Regions from separate parts of the Homo sapiens genome. Here region 1 is linked to region 2. Evidence: chromatin loops called from intact Hi-C (ENCODE). Cell type or tissue: ovary. All regions are shown on one strand. Links, peaks and the distances in the headings refer to the core of each region. The heading gives the core; the rest is flanking DNA.

Region 1 (5,384 bases), core at 320-5,319, 47 kb after region 2:
TCCCATGGGCAAGTGCACATGGAAGGTGACAGCCTTGAGTTGTCTTGTTTCCTATCACTGGGCAAGGAGAGCCCAGCATAAGAGGCTGTGGGGTGTACACAGAGGCAGAGGCTGAAGGGGCTGGAGGAGGTCAACCTGCAGCTTGATCTGCCACATTGGGGAAGCCATGTATGTGAGAGAGCCTCTTTGAAGAACTTACCTGGCAGCCTCAAAGAGCCTGTTTTAGGGTGCCAGCTATTAAGATGGTTAGTGTTGGCCAGTGAGGCCATGAGCATTCACAGAGAAAGAACCATAACATAGGAAGTTCAGTAAGGAAACAGTTACCCTCCCTCTCCATTGCCTCTCCCAGTCCCCAACTTTGATAAAGGAGGGGCAGGAGCTGTCATTGAACCTGATCATGACCCATCCCTCTCTACTCCAAGAGGAAAAGTGAAGGGACAGGAGTAAAAGACAGATATGCCCTCTGCCCACTGCAGGTGCCCCCAGGTCATGATGGGGGTGGGTGGTTTGAATAGATATGATTGTAATTTTACACTCGATTAGACCAGAATTTTTAACAGCTAAAAGTGAGAAGAAAGCTATGGGACCCCTCCATTTCTGCCTCCCTCATAGGGATGGGAGATTGGACAGAGCACAGTTGTAAGTTGTGATCAGTTAAACCCCACCCCCCACTGCCCCACATTTTAGGTTAGTTTCCCACAGCTCCATATATGTGATATGGGCAGACTATCTCTGGAAGGATAGAGAAGAAATGAGGAAATGCCTCTTGAAGAATGACTTGCAGACTGACCCCAGGCCAGGTATACTTCCTGCATATTTTTTGTGCTAGTTTTTGTTTGCTTGTTATCACATGCAAATATTACACAAAATAGGCAGAAGGCATGCCAAAGCAGTGAGAGGGAACAGGGAGGATGGAAGAATGGAGACAGGACCCTTATATCTCAGAAAAAATCAACCAAATTTATCTCTTTAAGGTAACAGGTTCACACTGAGGTGCAAAACTCATATCTATTATTTGCCCCAGAAGGAATGGGTGCCGGGGTGATGGACGCTACTTTGCACACAGTTTGGTCCTGAGGGGCAGAGGAAGTGAGGATAAATGAGGATACTCACAGACAAGTTGCATGCTAGAATTGGCCTATCCGGGTGGCAGGAGACAGAAGAGACACTGGGATGCACACAGCCCTCCACCTGCCTGTCCTCTGCCTAAAGGAGTCTCTTAACCACTTCCTGGGTCATGAGAACATTCCAGAAAGTGGAACCTGACCCTGGCCTTCCCCACCAGACTGCGTGCAAAGGAAAAATCACTTCATTCAAGGATGAGTAGTCGGAAAGCGCCATCACGAGATCTGTGTACAGATAATAACAGAGGAAAGGGGTGTGGGACAGGGAGAGAAGAAACATCACCACGGTATTACAGATATATGTACAGGATTCTCCCTGTGACACTGTTTGTAATAATGATAATAATAATAGTAACTTTAAAACTTGAGAATGGCCTAAATATCCATGAATAAGGAACTAATTCTACAAATCATGGTACATCTATATAACTAGTTCTTTTGAAGCCTATTTTGTGTAATATTTGTATGTGATAACAAGCAAACAAAAACCAGCACAAAAGGTATGCCGGAAGTATACCTGACCTGGGGTCAGTCTGCAAGTCATTCCTCAAGAGGCTTTTCCTCATTTCTTCTGTATCCTTCCAGAGATAGTCTGCCCGTATCCATAAAATCATGAGTTCTGTCTGTACATGCTAATATGGAAAGATATTCAAGATATATAACTTTAAGCGATTTATTAAATAGGCAACATATAAACATAGTATAAAATCCTAATAATACAAAAGGGTATACAGTGCAAAGGAAGTTGCTCTTTTTTTTAAAAACCACAAATATGTTTATTCCTCTAAAAACAGTATACCATCTTTCCAGTTTTCAAAATGTTATCATCAATTATCTGCAGATTACTCTCATTAATCTGATTTTTTAAAATCTCAGAGCAGAGCAATTCACCAGCACCATCATCAAGCGAGCTACAAATCTATCCTTTACCAAAGCAAGGAGACACTTAAGATCAAGTCAAGAGAAGAGCTTTCAGTGTTTGCATAAGGGGTACTCACATTCATTTGTCACACACTTCAGGGCCCCATATCCCCCTTTTAAACTGTCTAACTCCTAACCCGGTCTATTTTTATAGTCTGAAAACAAGGAGTCACCCAAGTGCGATATTCCTTCAGAGCACTGTTGAAAATGGATCAAACATGGAGATCCTCCAGATCCCTGTTCTCAAGTGTTAAAAAATATTTTATATTAGCACATAGAATATCCTTAGATATATTCTGTTATGTTCTAAAGAGTTTGTGTTTCTCCCTTTTTGATGATGTCTTCAATTTCTTCTGAGACCTTTCCTGTATAGTCATTTGGTTCTATTGCTTTTAACTTCTCTTGATACTCCAGCGGCAAACCATTTTTATTTTTGCACCCATGCAAATAATCTTTTTATACTGTGAAGACGGAGGAGCACTTTCGTAATTTGTCATCAGATATCTTTGACAGGTTATTTCTCTTCCTTCTTGAGTTGAAACTTTAACTTCTATTACAACATATGTTCCTTTTTTTTTTTTTTCTTTTTTGAGACGGAGTCTCGCTCTGTCGCCAGGCTGGAGTGCAGTGGCGCAATCTCGGCTCACTGCAAGCTCCGCCTTCCGGGTTCAAGCAATTCTCCTGCCTCAGCCTCCTGGGTGGCTGGGACTACAGGCGCCCGCCACGACGCCCAGCTGTTTTGTATTTTTAGTAGAGACGGGGTTTCACCATGTTGGCCAGGACGGTCTGGATCTGCATGCGGGCCACACAGAAGCCCGCCGCCGAGGGGTTTCGGAGGTGGATACTCTCGTCAGCCGGTTGCTACCGTAGGCGAAGTACAGAAAAATGTCCTCATCCGGGCCCGGGACGTCCCTGCAGCCCAAGTTCGCCATGTCCCACTGCTGCCTGCACGGGAGCCTGGAGCAGAGCTGTGAGGAGCCGCCAGAGAGCGCAGCGCGGCGGCCCAGGACCCCGGCCCAGTGACTGCCTCGCCGCCGCCTCCAGGAAGTTGCACTTTTACCTCATCCCTCAACAGTTCAGATCCTCTCACCAGGGGCAACCCCTATTTTTGGATTCTTGTGCTAGGATATGTTATCAAATTTTTTTAAAAAGGTCAGACCACCGTATGATTCCATATGTGTAAAATTTAGAAGATTACATATATATTTGCAGGTGTGGGTATGTGTACAATATATATATGTTATACATATACACAATACAATATATAAAATCAATATATATTATTTTTTCTAAAACGGGACTGATGACTCAATTAATTAATTAATAATTTCCCCATCAGTCAGATGGGGAAGGGGCTTTTTATTTTCCATCTTTCTTCATTGAATATTTACCATATGCACTTTCACTTGTATGTTTAATCTTTTTATTTATTTAAAGTAGGTACTGGGATGTAGGGAGTTGGAGAAACCCGTTTGGACTAGACTTTAAAGAACTGTGGCAGAAGGGTATGAGATACAATAACAGCTTGAGGGAATAGCAGGATTGAGAAAAAGCATCTTTCATTTAAGGGAAACTCGACTATGTTTGTTTTATTTTTTTCCTTTTGCAGAGAGGAAGCAACTAGTTGAGGGGGGAGAATATGAGAGAGAGAGACAGAGAGAGAGAAAGACGATGCTTGATGGAGCAAAGTCACCAACAGCACTGGAGGAGGGGACAGAGGGCCAGGCAGTGGGGCTGACCTCAGAGAAGAGGGGTGCACCTTTGGAGGGTGCACCGGGAAGGGAGGGGACAAACAAGGAGGGTGCCGAGGCTGAGGATGGGCAAGCTAACTGGCCACAGTGCAAGCCCAAGGGGACGAGGGATTCCAGACTCTGGACACACGGCCGAAATAGCCAACTGTGGGCTCCTGGCTACAGAGGAGGTGAGTGGAGCCAGGAGAAGAAGATGAGAGAAGAGAATGGAGAGGCATTAAGTCAAGATGAAGAATAAAAACTGGTTCAGTGCCAGGGTTTAAAAAAACAATAATATTTTTAAAACGTTATGCCCAGTGACAGGAAATTCAGGCTCTGGGTGACAGGAAATTCAGTAGGCACTCGGTGGCTGCTGGGCTGCATGACTCAATTTGTGTAGCAATGTCGAATGCTGAAACAAAAAATAAAAGTTTTTTAAAAAATACTTTCAAGGTTTTGGGAAATATAATTTTGGTTAACATGACCCCACAATTAAATGAGGTCTATTTAATTAGGGAGGCAGTACTTCTGGAGGAAAACAAATTGCCTAGGCTGTCAATTTAGCAATGCAACAAAACATGAAATCAATAGTTTATTAATATCAGGTGTATGGGTATACACCTGCCTTATACAGAAGTAAGAGCTGTATTCACACACCTAGTTGCAAAGAAATTAAACATGAGCTGAGATGCTCAAAGAAAATGAATCACTTAGGGATAGAGCATCTCTAATTCGAAAGGACAGTTTGTCCCACCCAGAAACAATCTCTGGGCTCATGTGTAGATGGAACTGTCACTTGGAATGACTTGTCAAAAGGGCTTCAGGTAAAACTAAAGCTGAAACTGAAAGGTAAAACTCTGAGCTAATAATAACTATTGACCCACATCACCAGAAAGTTTTGGAAATGAATCAAGAGGAAACAACAGCCACTTAGCCCTTCCTCACCCAAGAATCCTCTCTGCCATTCCTTTCCATCCAGCACTTTTTCCCTGTGTAATAACTTTTGGCTCTCATATTTCATTACTCCTCCACAGAATATGAGGTTCAATTACAGGACTCTCACACAGATAGATGACAAGTGTACTTGTGACAAAATGTTCTCTAGTGGGCTTCTGGCTAATATATTTTTGGCACATCCAAATTATGAAAGAGGACACAATTGTTGGTAAAACCAAGGAAGGCATGTATGTGCTGAGTATTCTGTGTCTAAAATCAAAGTAGGCTGGGCACAGTGGCTCACGCCTGTAATCCCAGCACTTTGGGGGACCGAGGTGGGTGGATCATTTGAGGTCATGAGTTCAAGATCAGCCTGGCCAACATGGTGAAACCCCATCTCTACTAAAAACACAAAACTTAGCTGGGTATGGTGGCATGTGCCTGTAATCCCAGCTACTTGGGAGGCTGAGGCAAGAGAATCGCTTGAATCCAGGAGGTGTAGGTTACAGTGAACTGAGATCACAGCACTGCACTCCAGCCTGGGCGATACAGTGAGACTCCATCTCAAAAAAAAACCCCAAAAAACAACAAAAAAAACAAAAAAACACAAAACCACTCACAAAAAAACAAAAAACAAAGTGCAGAACCATGTGTATAGGATAATCTCTTTTTT
Region 2 (5,384 bases), core at 92-5,091:
AGAGTGTCAGTACTTCTTGAACTATTATCTGGCATCCAACATGTCTATACCTATCAACTTTGACGTCCAGGGTTACAAAAGCATGACAACTTTTATCTCCATCCACATTGCTAAAATGGAGCCACATGATGGGGCAAATTCCAGATCTGTGACAGCTGAATGCTTGCCTCCAAGCTGAAACGAATTCATTCATCAACACTTCTGTTTATAGAAGGGAATTTATTTGAAGCATCTAGGTCTTCTCCTACTATCTCCTTAACTATTTTGGACTTCATTTCTCTCATAATCAAGTCTTACGATCACATGTATTTAATTAGGGCTAAAAACAAATTTAAAAATTGAGTAGGGCCAGGCGTGGTGGCTTACGCCTGGAATCCCAGCACTTTGGGAGGCCGAGGCTGGCGGATCACGAGGTCAGGAGATCGAGACCATCCTGGCTAACACAGTGAAGCCCAGTCTCTACTAAAAATACAAAAAAAAATTAGCTGGGTATAGTGGCGGGTGCCTGTAGTCCCAGCTACTTGGGAGGCTGAGGCAGGAGAATGGCGTGAACCCTGGAGGCGGAGCTTGCAGTGAGCCGAGATCGTGCCACTGCACTCCAGCCTGGGTGACAGAGTGAGACTCCGTCTCAAAAAAAAAAAAAAATTGAGTAACACTGATCTCTTTTTGTAAAACGTTTACATTCATCTCATGATAAATAGCTCCCCTCTAAATTTAGTTTACAATTTTTAAAATTCTTTCTAGTAGTTTCACAATCTCAGTTCATTTTTGATGTATCATTTTCATACTATTCTAACAAGTTGTTCATACTTTTTAAAAAATTGGACACAAGTTTCTTTTTCCTTATCTTTTAGTATCTTCTTAAATTGTTTATGTATAAGAGAACTTCCCGTGTGGTCACATTGATTTCTTTAGGTGCCTCCCCTCACTGCCCCCCTACACTTGGTTCCTCATCAGAATCATTTTTGATTGCACTGTCAGAAATTCTTGACTTGTTTTCCCTGATTCTCTGGTTTCTGACTCTGTGATTATCCTTATCTTTTCCCCTTGAATTTCAAACAATCTAAGATACAAGCTCATTTTGAATTTTGTTTCTGAAGACTTTTTATTTTCTAAGATTAAGCCTAAATTTACCAGTTTTCCTGTATTCTTTTCCTGGTGGTTCCTAATTTGGCAATTGTGAATTCCAGATAACAGAAGTTTTCTTCCCAAGTTTTCTTTGAAGTTCCTAGTTTGAGATTTCACTTCACCAGTCAGTTCACCCTGTTGGTCAGAATTTGGTTAACTTTTGCCTTGCCATTTCTCTGACTTTTAGGAGTGAAATTGTCTTCTGGCAGAATTAGACTCCCAGTAGCTCTCCAAATAATCAAAATTTCTGAACACTCTGCCAGTTTTGTACTGTGTGTCAGGAAACATCATTCATACTTTCTTAGATAGATGAGCAGTGTGGGTATTCTCTCACTTCTCTGTCCATTTTCCCCTAACCTCTCTCAGTTCTTTACCATGATTTACCTTCAGGTTTCCATCAAGGAGGACTCTTAAAATACAAGAGTTGAGGTGGAGATTCCGTATCTCTACTCCTGTTTAAACCCTATCTGTTCAAACTTTGGTGATTCCTATGAAGTTGTATTTATTCTTGTATTAAAAATTTTAATGCATCTTCTTATTTATAATCTATATGTTAATATTTGGCTATCTGAGGCACAAGTTGTATTTCTGAGAGTTTCCAGGTACTTTCTTGTGAGTTTATGGGTATTTTCTCCACGTTCTTCTTGTAGCTCTTAAGTTCTATTGCATTTGGTTTATGGTTTTTTAATGCCTTTTTAAAAATTCTGTTGCTTATTTCAGTTTGAACCCATTTTCTTACGTCAACACATATCCTTCTAAAACCTAGTTTTTACAGTGAGACATGTTCCATTCCTGTTACAGAGTCCCTAGACTATGAATCTGGGCCAGGTCTGTACATTAGCTAGAACTGCTCTGTTGAAATCTACTTCCCAAACCCCCACATGTGCTACCAATTCCTCATTCCTCAGTTCTTTCATTCCTGGAAGCGGAAAGCTTATTCAGATGTGTCATCCTACTGTATTTAAGATATTTTGGATAATATCTTAAATCTTGGTCAAAAATAAAATTCTTCATTTTTAAGCATGCTTTGTAGCCAGCTGTTTATTTCTGTGACCTCCCTTTTCCTTCTCAGTCACAGCCCTTAAGGCAATGTCCTAACCTCCTGGTGTTTTGTTATCTGCTCTGGGTTAATCACGTAACAGTAGTGGTGGCTTCTCTAAAAAGCTGAAGGTTCTTATTCTTTTCCCTTGAGATTGCACACATTCATCTGCTAAAAGATAAGGGGAGGAAAAAAACTGTTAAAATGTTATGTGGGATTAGATAAACTATAAATTTATTTCCAGTTCAAAAATTGATTTTATATAATGAATATAAGAGGGACCTGTGAATTTGTGTTTAAATACTCTCACACTATACAGCTTTAAAAAAAAAAAAAAGCATATCCTTGAGTTTTTTTATTAAGGTTTAGAGATTACTAATCTTTCTTCAATTTAGCATTACTTGTTGCTTATTTAATATTTTTGCATCTCCTTAGAAGAGCTATACTTAGCCAAAAGGTGGAAACAACACAAATGTCCATTGACAGGTGAAGAGATAAACAAAATGTGGTATATATGTACAATGGGATATTATTCAGCCTTAAGAAGGAGTGAAATTTTGATATCTGCTACAACATGGATGAAACTTGGAAAATATTACCCTAAATGAGCCAAACATAAAAGGACAAATATTTTAGAATTTCACTTATATGAGGTACCTAGAATAGTGAAATTCATAGAGACAGAAAGTAAAACAGTGGGTGCTAGGATCTGATAGGGATAGGGAGAAAACAGATTGTTTAATGGTACAGAGTTTCAGTTTGGGGTGATAGAAAAGGCCTGGAAATGGATAGTGGTGTTGGGTTGCCCCACCATGTGTATGCACTTATTAGTGACATTTAACTGTACACTTAAGGATTGTTAAAATGGTAAATTTTATGTTACACATATTGTACCACAATAATAATAATAAAAAAAAGAGTTCTATACTCATGTGCCAAAGTTGCCTGCCAGCAAGTTACTGTCATCTGCATTGGTGGTTGGATGGATCAGTGAGTGTCACTGGATGGGCACCAAGGTGATGATGTCAGTGGCCTGCTTGCTTGGAGTTTTCCCTCCATTAGCAGCTATTGGAACTCAGAATGAGGAGAATGGAGCTGGAAATCCTGCTCAGTTTACTGTACATCTCATTAAAAGCAAATATTTAGCCACAGCTTTCTCTTAGAAACATTTACACATTGAAACCCATGCCTTCGGCCGATGGTGTTTCCTCCTCAAAATATTTTTTGGCTTGCTCCTCAGGTGAACTTGTTTTAACATTGCTCACCATCATCTACTACACAGATACAGGTGCAGTTATTGAAGTCCGTGGCTTCAGATTAAAAGCTCAAATTAAATCTTCAAGAACCTCAGATGCAGCCATGCATTGCTTAAAGACGTTTGGCCACTCCGGCAGCCGTAGATTGTTATTCGCTGTTGGCCTGGCTTCTTCCGAGAATGTACTTTTAACGTTATTTGCTAATAGTGCTCCCTCATCCTGTCTGCTGTCACAGTATACTGAAAGCTGCATCAGGTAAAGGCACATTAAACATGAATATGGGCTCTCCGTGATTGCTCCCAGGCCGTTCTCTTGATCTTATCATACCAGTGGCCATTATGTGCAATATTATTTCACTTTTCATTTTTCTTGCAGTTTCACCACTCTGATTGCCTTTCAACCTGGCTACTTCATTTCATTGCTACTAACTACCTCATCTTCAGTCAAAAGCCTGAATTTCAGGATCTTTCAGGTAGATTGCTAATTTCTGTTTTGAAAAGAAAACTTTATGTTCTTTGTTCTTAGATTTGAGACATAAGTTGTAGAAGTAGTACTTTTAGCAAAATAAGAATAGTCAATGTAATAAATTTCTTGTAAATTATGCAGTGTGGTAATTGAGGAAACAATTTATAGTCACCTGTGTTACATAAGTGCCTTAACCTGTGTTACACAAGAAGTTTTCTAATGATTATTTTATAGCTCCATCCGTTTTTAAATGCATTTTCTTTCCCTGAAATAGATAAGGTGACAAAATGTGTCCTCAGGTGACATTTGGTTGTGAAAAGTGATATCTTAGTTCTAACTACCTAAGTCAGCAGCAAAGTTTAAACAGTACAGATTTAAAAATTTTTTATAAAGGAATTTAACTCTTGTTAACTATATTATATTTAGCTTTATTGTACTGGATATCTGTATTTACTGAGTATACCTATATGGGAGTCCCTTATATTACTTTGGAATAACAGTTTTTCATATATAAAAAATGTTGTGAAACTTACTGGGAGTGTATGTAATATGCTTTCTAAGGTAAATTATAAAAATTAAAACCAAAGTGTGAACTACTGAGTACTGCATAAAAAGAAAAAAATGAAAATATAATAGTTGTCAGAATAGACAGTTTAGATGCAGTGGTTTGCTCATGTTATTATCTAGCATAGACTCAAGGAAAATTTGAGCTAAAAAGAAAAGGAAGTGAAAGATTACCTGATCAAGGAGTTTCACAATCTGGACAAATAAATCTCCGTGGAGATAACTGAAGTGTCTTCTAGGGTGGGGGACAGAAAGTAGGGAGTGGGTGAGGAGAAGGAGAGAGAGAGGGAGTAAGGGAAAGGGAAAGAGAAGGCTAAAATTTACAGTTCTTGGACTCTTCCCTCCCTCCTTCAGTCATAGTAGTTCCACTTTATCTGTTTCATATCTTGAGTTCTACCTAAAATTTTACTTCGTAAAAAAGACTCTGCTGGTAAAAGATATAAAAATCATATGGTCAAGATGGTGATTCCACCTCGGTGTAATCCCAGCCAACTTGGGAGGCTGAGGCTGAAGGATCACTTGAACCCAGGAGTTTGAGTCCAGCCTGAGCAACATAACGAGACTTCTGTCTCTAAAAGAAAAAAGAGTAAAAATCTCTTGTTTTTATTCAGCTACTTGTGCAGTTAAAGAAAACCCAGGAACACACAATCCGTTTTTGGGAGATGTATTCAGCCAGTCAACAAACATTATATGTCTATTAGGAGCCTCCTTATATAAGTCAACTATTAGTACAGTAGAGAAGCATAATCACATCAAAACAAAACAACAGTTATTTATTAGCTATGTACTTTGTGCAAGGAAAAAACAGTCAGTTCATAAAGATAAGGCTTGTGTATGCTTGCTGTCAGAAGGAACATTCTTCTATAGTTATTTAAGTAGCTGCTTCTATAGTTATTTAAGAAGCTTGCTAAAAGTTAAATGAATTGCACTTT

The links. Hi-C counts contacts between places; a loop is a spot of excess contacts. Peaks named below come from ENCODE experiments on the same cell type or tissue, not always from the same donor. Only the 100,000 strongest peaks of a DNase experiment are listed, where the experiment ranks them.
Region 1: a loop joins it to region 2, with 3 times the contacts of the local background. A loop is called at or near these places in 107 of 110 quality-filtered maps.

What each region holds. Positions count from the first base shown.
Region 1 is chr5:95,832,070-95,837,453 of GRCh38, forward strand. It overlaps LOC124901029 (a long non-coding RNA gene), which reads right to left. Exons shown (of 3, transcript XR_007058876.1): 2 at 1,642-1,756. It overlaps LOC102724720 (a long non-coding RNA gene), which reads left to right and starts at 2,758. Exons shown (of 3, transcript NR_157807.1): 1 at 2,758-3,197. It also overlaps the pseudogene GGCTP1. RefSeq lists enhancers at 2,618-2,727, 2,848-2,897. In ovary, for the core only: a CTCF peak has its summit at 2,937; a DNase peak (open chromatin) is centred at 2,882; H3K4me3 peaks cover 1,079 bases.
Region 2 is chr5:95,784,964-95,790,347 of GRCh38, forward strand. It overlaps RHOBTB3 (Rho related BTB domain containing 3), which reads left to right. Exons shown (of 12, transcript NM_014899.4): 11 at 3,799-3,895. Among named protein-coding and RNA genes, the nearest start is that of GLRX, 35 kb to the right of the region's middle. In ovary, for the core only: no CTCF peak of the experiment used is centred there; no DNase peak of the experiment used is centred there.